Regions from separate parts of the Homo sapiens genome. Here region 2 is linked to region 1. Evidence: read pairs that join two places in POLR2A ChIA-PET (ENCODE). Cell type or tissue: PC-9. All regions are shown on one strand. Links, peaks and the distances in the headings refer to the core of each region. The heading gives the core; the rest is flanking DNA.

What was found. Peaks named below come from ENCODE experiments on the same cell type or tissue, not always from the same donor. Only the 100,000 strongest peaks of a DNase experiment are listed, where the experiment ranks them.
Region 2: POLR2A ChIA-PET joins it to region 1 with 5 read pairs; 2 of 35 experiments call an interaction of 5 or more read pairs at or near these places.

The regions. Positions count from the first base shown.
Region 1 is chr1:153,450,662-153,455,049 of GRCh38, reverse strand. No RefSeq gene overlaps it. Among named protein-coding and RNA genes, the nearest start is that of S100A7, 7.8 kb to the left of the region's middle. In PC-9, for the core only: no CTCF peak of the experiment used is centred there; a DNase peak (open chromatin) is centred at 2,439; H3K27me3 peaks cover 943 bases.
Region 2 is chr1:154,340,361-154,344,748 of GRCh38, reverse strand. ATP8B2 (ATPase phospholipid transporting 8B2) reads right to left here. Exons shown (of 28, transcript NM_001370597.1): 13 at 3,687-3,895; 14 at 2,226-2,269; 15 at 1,788-1,953; 16 at 1,448-1,636; 17 at 1,181-1,296; 18 at 692-856; 19 at 495-606; 20 at 249-354; 21 at 1-108. Among named protein-coding and RNA genes, the nearest start is that of ATP8B2, 17 kb to the right of the region's middle. In PC-9, for the core only: no CTCF peak of the experiment used is centred there; no DNase peak of the experiment used is centred there; H3K27me3 peaks cover 3,039 bases.

The sequences.
Region 1 (4,388 bases), core at 71-4,070:
TCCTGAGATATTGCTGATTTGCTATGGCAGGTTGTCAAGAGAACTGTGTTATTCCAAACTCACCAAGGTGGCTTATAGAACAGAAGCAGATGGATATAAAGAGGAGAGGGGGCCAGACCATCTCCGCAACCACAGCCCAGAGCTCCAAACAGGCACCAGATAGAAAATTGGTTTGATTTCATCCAATATTTTTTCAAAAGAATGTCAAGGAATAGGGTGGGGGCAATGTGTCATTCTGCATTGGAAGGAGGACATTTTAGAGCAAGGCCTAAGGGCACAGGTATTAGTGTCATATTGATCAGAATTCAACCTTTGTTCCTAAGCCAAAAGAACAAAGTTGGAGGCATCACGCTACCTGACTTAAAACTATACTACAAGGCTGCAGTGACCAAAACAGCATGGTACTGGTACCAAAACACAGATATAGACCAATGGAACAGAACAGAGCCCTCAGAAATAATGCCGCATATCTACAACTATCTGATCTTTGACAAACCTGACAAAAACAAGAAATGGGGAAAGGATTCACTATTTAATAAGTGGTGCTGGGAAAACTGGCTAGCCATATGTAGAAAGCTGAAGCTGGATCCCTTCCTTACACCTTATACAAAAATTAATTCAAGATGGATTAAAGACTTAAATGTTAGACCTAAAACCATAAAAACCCTAGAAGAAAACCTAGGCAATACCATTCAGGACATAGGCATGGGCAAGGACTTCATGTCTAAAACAGCAAAAGCAAAGGCAACAAAAGCCAAAATTGACAAATGGGATCTAATTAAACTAAAGAGCTTCTGCACAACAAAAGAAACTACCATCAGACTGAACAGGCAGCCTACAGAATGGGAGAAAATTTTTGCAATCTACTCATCTGACAAAGGGCTAATATCAAGAATCTACAATGAACTCAAACAAATTTACAAGAAAAAAACAAACAACCCCATCAAAAAGTGGGCAAAGGATATGAACAGACACTTCTCAAAAGACGACATTTATGCAGCCAACAGACACATGAAAAAATGCTCATCATCACTGGCCATCAGAGAAATGCAAATCAAAACTACAATGAGATACCATCTCACACCAGTTAGAATGGTGATCATTAAAAAGTCAGGAAACAACAGATGCTGGAGAGGATGTGGAGAAATAGGAACACTTTTACACTGTTGGTGGGACTGTAAACTAGTTCAACCATTGTGGAAGTCAGTGTGGCGATTCCTCAGGGATCTAGAACTAGAAATACCATTTGTCCCAGCCATCGCATTACTGGGTATATACCCAAAGGATTATAAAACATGCTGCTATAAAGACACATGCACACGTACGTTTATTGCAGCACTATTCACAATAGCAAAGACTTGGAACCAATCCAAATGTCCAACAATGATAGACTGGATTGAGAAAATGTGGCACATATACACCATGTAATACTATGCAGACATAAAAAAGGATGAGTTCATGTCCTTTGTAGGGACATGGATGAAGCTGGAAACCATCATTTTCAGCAAACTATCGCAAGGACAAAAAACCAAACACCGCGTGTTCTCACTCATAGGAGGGAATTGAACAATGAGAACACATGGACACAGGAAGGGGAACATCACACACTGGGGCCTGTTGTGGGGTGGGGGGAGGGGGGAGGGATAGTATTAGGTGATATACCTAATGTTAAATGACGAGTTAATGGGTGCAGCACACCAACATGGGACATGTATAGATATGTAACAAACCTGCACGTTGTGAACATGTACCCTAAAACTTAAAGCATAAAAAAAAGAAAAATTCAACCTTTGTTCTAACACATACCAGAGCAAGAATTTACTTGATTTAGGGTGATTAGTAGCTACTGTACGTTATATTGGTACTAAAGAGAAAGAATAATTGACAGCTGTATGCCCACACTCACATGACAGCTGATGTGAAAGAGATTCTGGAATTCCAAATGGTCCCAAGAAATTCTGATATTAAAACATTCCAATAATTTTTTTTTTTTTTTCAGACGAAGTCTGACTCTGTCGCCCAGGTTGTAGTGCAGTGGAGCAATTTTGGCTCACAGCAACTTCTGCCTCCCGGGTTCAAGCAATTCTCTTGCCTCAGCCTCCCGAGTAGTTGGGATTACAGATGTGCGCCACCACATCCGACTACTTTTTGAATTTTTTTGTTATTTATTTATTTATTTATTTTTGGAGACGGACTCTTGCTCTGTCGCCCAGGCTGGAGTGCAGTGGCGCGATCTTGGCTCACTGCAACCTCCGCCTCCCAGGTTCACGCCATTCTCCTGCCTCAGCCTCCCGAGTAGCTGGGACTACAGGCGTCTGCCACCACGCCCGGCTAATTTTTTTGTATTTTTAGTAGAGACAGAGTTTCACCATGTTGGGCAGGCTGGTCCAGTAACTTGTGTATATCGCATAAATATACCCAGAGTGTTGTGAGCTGTCCGTGGTGCTGAGTTCACTGTGCCGTCACTCCTGCCTCTCGTTGCTTTCTTCTGACTGACATTTATTCAACCTTCTCTACAGGAATCTCTTATATTCCCCCGCACGCAGGTGGTTTTTCAGTAGGCTCCTGAAGAGTGATCTTAACTTTCCAGGAAGAAAAGAGGGCAAAGGGAACAATGTGAAAAGGAGCAGAAAATCATAGAAGACCATGTGTTTGATAAACAACCAGATTGTTTCCACATTGTCACTATAACCACACCATGACAGCAGACTCGTATATGTCCCCTTATGGATCTGTGAGGTAGTTTCTTTGGTATTCATGCCCAGAAAAGGGGTTGATGCATCATAGAGAATACATATGTCTATATATTTAACTAAGTGTGAGGTAATATTTTATTGTTTTTGTAACTTGTATTTTACAAGAGTTCTGACCAGCACCAGATAAGCTTCAGTGCTCTCTTTTCTTTGGCCTCAATATTACTGGATTAAATAATTACTGCTTTTCACTAGGAGCATCATTTATTTACCATTATTTTCAATTTTATATTAAAACTCAATTTCTAGTAGAGTGGTTTCTTAGGTTCATTTTTCTATTTAAGTATTTTTTAAATCTTTTATTATTCTTTACCCTGTTTCAAACTAAATTAAAGCAGTTTATGTGAACCAACCGGCTTCTTTGGGAATTACATAGAAGAGCATGAGAGCCTTTATTTCATGCAATCCAACAATGTAACTTTAAAGAAATTTACAGTGGAACTCCAACTCATATCCACATTGCTCTATGCACAGTTAGAATTATAACATCTGAGCTGCATTTACTCTATAATGTGCAGCCACGGTATTTTGCCTATCCACTCCACCACGGACACCTTCCCGACCCTCATATTGCCTCCCACTCCTTACCATCACAAACAATACTATAAGGAACATCATTATATATATTTCCTTATGTATCTGTGCGAATATTTTTTGGAGTATATATATATTCCAAAAAATAGGCTACCTGGGACACAGATTCTATGTGTTCTTGGCTTGACTATTGTTTTCTTACCAACAGTAACAAGAGGTCCTATAGCTCAACATTACTGCCAATATGTCTGTTTCTGGCTTTGGAATATTTTTGTTGCAGACTAATTATCCCAATAAAACATATAAAAATATGAATAAAAATCAGAAAATTATCTGCTTCGAAGCAACAGAAAGCTACCAAAGTGACCAGGACTTGAAGGCTCTGGTTATCCAAGAGAAAGAAGACTCGATCAATGCACTGAACATTAAAGCTGCTTCTCTTCCTGAGAAATTTATCAGTTGTCAAGTAGTTTGAACAAAGAAGTTAAAAACCAAACAGAAAGTAACTTCTAAGAGACAAAGAAGATTGTTTGTGACTTTAATAGTCATTCAGGGCTGGTGAGATTAAAATTAGTGTTGAGGACTTCCAACACAGCCAGAACTTGAAAAGCCAAGAATTTAGATAAAAGAGAAGCAACAAATGGTGAGTCGATCACTCCAATTTTCTCCTCTTGCGGCATGCGTCTTTTCACAAGTTGTACAGGATAAGAGGTACAGCCCATCAGAATATTTTTGTTCAAAACCTAAATAGCTAATCAGAGCCTTTAGGAGATAAAAATCAGAGCTCAGAGTATTTCCAAGGTAGAGGTACCTTCTAAACATTTCAGGATTTCAGTTAGAACCCCTAAAGCGCTACTCCTAGGAATAAGTATATGGGTCAGAAATATAAATCCTAAAATTCAGTTTTGAATTAACTCTATCCCAGATTGGATTTAAATAATCTGCTACTCTAATTGCTTTCCAGAAGCTAAAGAAAATTCTCTGGAGGGAGAGAAAATCATCCATATCCTGAAATGAAAAATTTTCATTTTCAATGTTTAACATTCAAAATATTCAAGTACACCATGAGAGAAGATAAAAATAGAAAATCAGCTGGGTGCA
Region 2 (4,388 bases), core at 207-4,206, 890 kb before region 1:
GCAACGGCCTCCAGGACAGAAGTTAGCTTGGAAGAAGAAAGCTTGTCCTGATAGGTGAAGCCGTTGCCTACGGAGCGGGATGAGTCCATCATCTTCTCCCGGGCTTTCCTGTCGAGGTGGAAATGATACGGTTGTGGTCTTCCAGAACGGCAGTGGGGAGCAGGGATTCAAGTCTAAATGGTCCAGAAACCCCCACCTGAGCCCTGGGCACAACGCACAGCACCGCCTCCCCTGGGCTTCTTGTTTACCTGAGCTCCTCCCGCACCTCCAGGACAGTATGGCCAGTGACTATGAAAACCTCAGTCATGTCATCCGTCAGCATCTTGCAGGAATAGCCGATGTTCACAGCCGTCTCTACCAAGAGAGAACGCAGGAGCTACGGACAGGCACCCAACAAGGTCAGCACACTTGCCTGCCTGATGTCCTCGGCTCCATGCAAGGGTCCAACAGGGCTACTGTCAGTTGCAACTGGCTCTGCCCTGCTGGGCTCTCACCTTGCTTGTCTCCGGTTAGCACCCAAATCTTGATGTTGGCCAGTGTCAGGAGGGCAATGGTCTCTGGAACCCCTTGCTGAAGTTTGTCCTCAATGGCCGTTGCACCCAGCAGCTGAAAATACCACAAGGATTCCTGGCACAAGAATTGCAGGCATGAGCCCTCCGTGCCCATCCTTGGCCCGTCCCGCAGCCCGTACCATCATGTTGTTCTCAACCTCCTCATAGATGCTAGCCAGCCTGTCCTCCCGGCTGTCCTGGGCCAGGCTGGCCTGGAGGCGTCGCTCAGCCCACTCCTCGTAGTACTCTTCATCCAGATCCTTGTAGGCCAGCACCAGGGTCCTCAGCCCTTCCCCTGCGTACTCCTGGAGGCAGAGTGGAAAGGCACACCTGGGTAAGTCTGGAGAGCTAATGGACAGCGTGAGGGCGACAATGAATAATCCTGCACTGTAGACTGGGTGTGTGCCACATTCCACAGTTAGGGACTGTCACCACATACATAAAAAGAGGTAACTATGGGAGCTGGCTGATGTGTTAAGTTGTCTGACTGTAGTAATCACTTCACTATATATACACATCAAAACATCACGTTGTAGACCTTAAATTTACACAATAAAACAAACTTAAGTCGCCTCCCCCACACTAAGAGTAGAACCCCCCAGGCTGGCCCCTCCTCTCCTCACACCCACATTAAGGTGGTCCATGGTGGTGTTGAGCAGCTCTTGAGTGGAGTGGTGCAGTCTGTCCAGTAGGATAGTGTCAGCCCCTTTGCAGTAGAGTCGGATCTTCCCCTCTGGATTCCGCACTATGAATGGGGCAGGTGAAGAAAGTGCCAGAAAAATTCAGACAGGCAAAGACCCCCAACATAAACACATCAAGAGTCACCCGGCACACTTCACCCATTCCAGGCCTGAATGCTGTCCCCAAACGCCCCAGCACCCCAGGCCTGGCCTCACCTATGACCGACATCCGCTTGCGGATGTTGTTGAAGTCCAGGATGGCCAGCAGCTGGTAGGTGATGGCTGTGCCCATCTCATGGACGGTGATTGTTTTGGGGGTGCGAGAGCGGAAAACAAAACCAAAGTTCCTGGCTGCGGTGACCAGGGCCCCCTCATCTGGGGACTGAGCTTTGTAGTACAGCTCTCCTGGGTGGGGAGGAAGAATACACGTGATATAAGTGGCTTCCCTCAGCCACGTGCCCCGCCCAGGAAGCCCCAGCCCAGCCGCATTGCAGAGCAGAGCAGAGCCCAAGGGCAGAGTCAGGTCAGGAGAGTGCGAGCCGGCTCCTCGGCCCACCTTCGTTCTTTTCTTCTGACATGACAGTATGACACAGGGAAAGGAGGCGGAAGAACTCATGCGTGTGGGGGTCCCCGATCTTGACAGCCTCCAGCAGGCTGGGGTCCCAAAATAAGAACTTCTTGTCAGCCAGAGGATTGAAGGAGAAGTCAACAGGTTCAGGCCTCTGAAACACATAAGAAGGCTCTTAGGAAAGGCTAGAGTGCCAGGCTGCATCCCGGGGAAGGGTTCATCCCTGCCCTCCCAACTCTCAGTAGGCTCCTGTCCACGGTGGACCTCAAAATTTCCACTTCCGTCATCACCAGTTCTGCCTTAAAACACCCATTTCTCCAAGCAGCTTCCATTTCCTATCCAGACAACACATCACTCCTGACTACACTGTTACTGGCCAGGCACCCTGTTTCACTGGCACATAGAATTAGGGAGACTGAATCTTACCTCTCCCAATTCAGCTTTGTGTCCCAGGACGTCAAACACATCACCTACATACAGCCAGGGCAGAAAAAGAAGCAATGTCAGAGCCAGAGAGCTCCAGAGCATGGAAAAACATCTCCAATGCAGAATCCCCGTAGGCACTGAGCCCCTCAACCCTAATCGCTGAGCAGCTGTCACAGTGTGAGTCACTCAGTCACATTGCTGACTCGCGGGATAGGAGGCATCAGGCACCCTAGATTCCAGAACCCCAAGGCCTGGCCATGAAAGAGCCCCGGCACCCACTGCTCACCATCCCTGTCTCTACCCTAGGCGGCACCCCCCTCAGGGCAGCTCCAATTCCACACCTCCCAGGCCTCCTTGCACCCATTAGACCTGAGCAGCAGACAAGGCTCAGACACTGACCGAAAGGCATCAGTCAGTACAGAAAGCAGTCACAAGAGGGGTCCACACTCTGCATAAAAGTCAGCCCCACATGCTGCCCCAGGCCATCCCAGCAGCACAGCCACGGGCCACACTGGGAAGTCCAACCACAGCCACATTCCACAGACTCACAAGGACCCTGAGCAGCAACAGGGGAGAGTCTAGCAGGGTTCCGCCTGGCCAGGATGCCCAGAGGCCAGTGTCTCACTTCAAACAGCCAAGGAGCTCCCCTAATTCCTGGAGCTGAGACCAGGGTCAGGGCATCAGGAGAGGACAAGGGGAGGACTCTCAGAATCTAATTTTTTTTTTTTTTTTGATAGACTTTCACTCTTGTCGCCCAGGCTGGAGTACAATGGCGCAAACTCGGCTCACTGTAACCTCCACCTCCTGGATTCAAGCAATTCTCCTGCCTCAGCCCCCCGAGTAGCTGGGAAAACAGGCACCTGCCACCACGCCCAGCTATTTTTTGTATTTTTAGTAGAGACGGAGTTTCACCATGTTGGCCAAGCTGGTCTCGAACACTTGACCTCAGGTGATCCACTGCGCCCAGCCAGGATCTGCTTCTTGACATGGGACACAGAATGGACCTCTTCTTTGTGTGTGGATTTTTCTCGAGAGACAGGGCCTCATTCTGTCGCCCAGGCTGGAGTGCAGTGGAAGATCATGGCTCACTGCAGCCTTGACCTCCCAGGCTCAAGTGATCCTCCCATCTCAGCCTCCTGAGTCACTGGCCAGCTGAGACCACAGGTGCATGCCACCATACCTGGCTAATTTTTAAATTTTTTGTAGGGATGTGGTCTCACTATGTTGCCCAGGCTGGTCTCGCATTCCTGGGCTCGAGCAATCCTCCCACCTCAGCCTCCCAAAGTGCTATGACTATAGGCATGAGCCACCGTGCCTGGCCAGGATGGACCCTTTCTTCTAGGCCCCTCAGACCCAACTAGGAAGGAAGAAAAAACCAATGTTAAGGAAACTGTGGGGCCCCAGTTCCACTGTCCTTCCAGGCGAGGTGCAAGCCCCCAGTCCCCAGTGGTGCCACCATACCATAGCTGTGGCCATTGATGGAGCACTTGTTGAAAACCATGATGTTCTGGGTGAGGGTGCCCGTCTTGTCGGAGAAGATGTACTCCACCTGGCCCAGCTCCTCGTTTAGGGTGGTGGTGCGGGCTTCTGCAGGCGTCCGCTTCTTCATGCAGAACATCTTCTTATCCCAGTTGATGAAGTAGCTGTGGCCCAGACGGATGACCTCCACACTGCACAGGGGACAAGAGGTGAGGCTTGGGTCGGGAAGAAGAGGAGGTGCCCCACCCACATGGGCCTTCGCTGCAGGCCCTCCGCCTGGGGAGAGACAAGAACGGAGAAGACACCTGGGCACAGAAACCTGGGTGGGAAAGGGCAAGGAGAGCCTGAAGGTGGAGCCGGCTGCACACAGCCAGCAGAGGAACGCCCCGACCCGACCCTCCTGATGCTCTCCAGACAAGAAGGTGCAAAGGGCCTGGGTGGGCAGGACAGACAGCAAAGGAGGAAAAGGGGCTGTAGACAAGGCACTCGGCCAGTTCTTACCTCAGGACTAATAATACAGAAACCATGCAGAGAAAAACAAGAGAAAGTGCCAGAGGGAGGGGAGAGAAAAGAGAGAGAGAAATAATGAGGGTGCTGTGCATGCCACAGCAACACAGACGCCACCTCAAAGAGGGGTGGCACCGGGGAGGGGAAATGGAGAAGGCTTGAAGCCCACTCGTCACT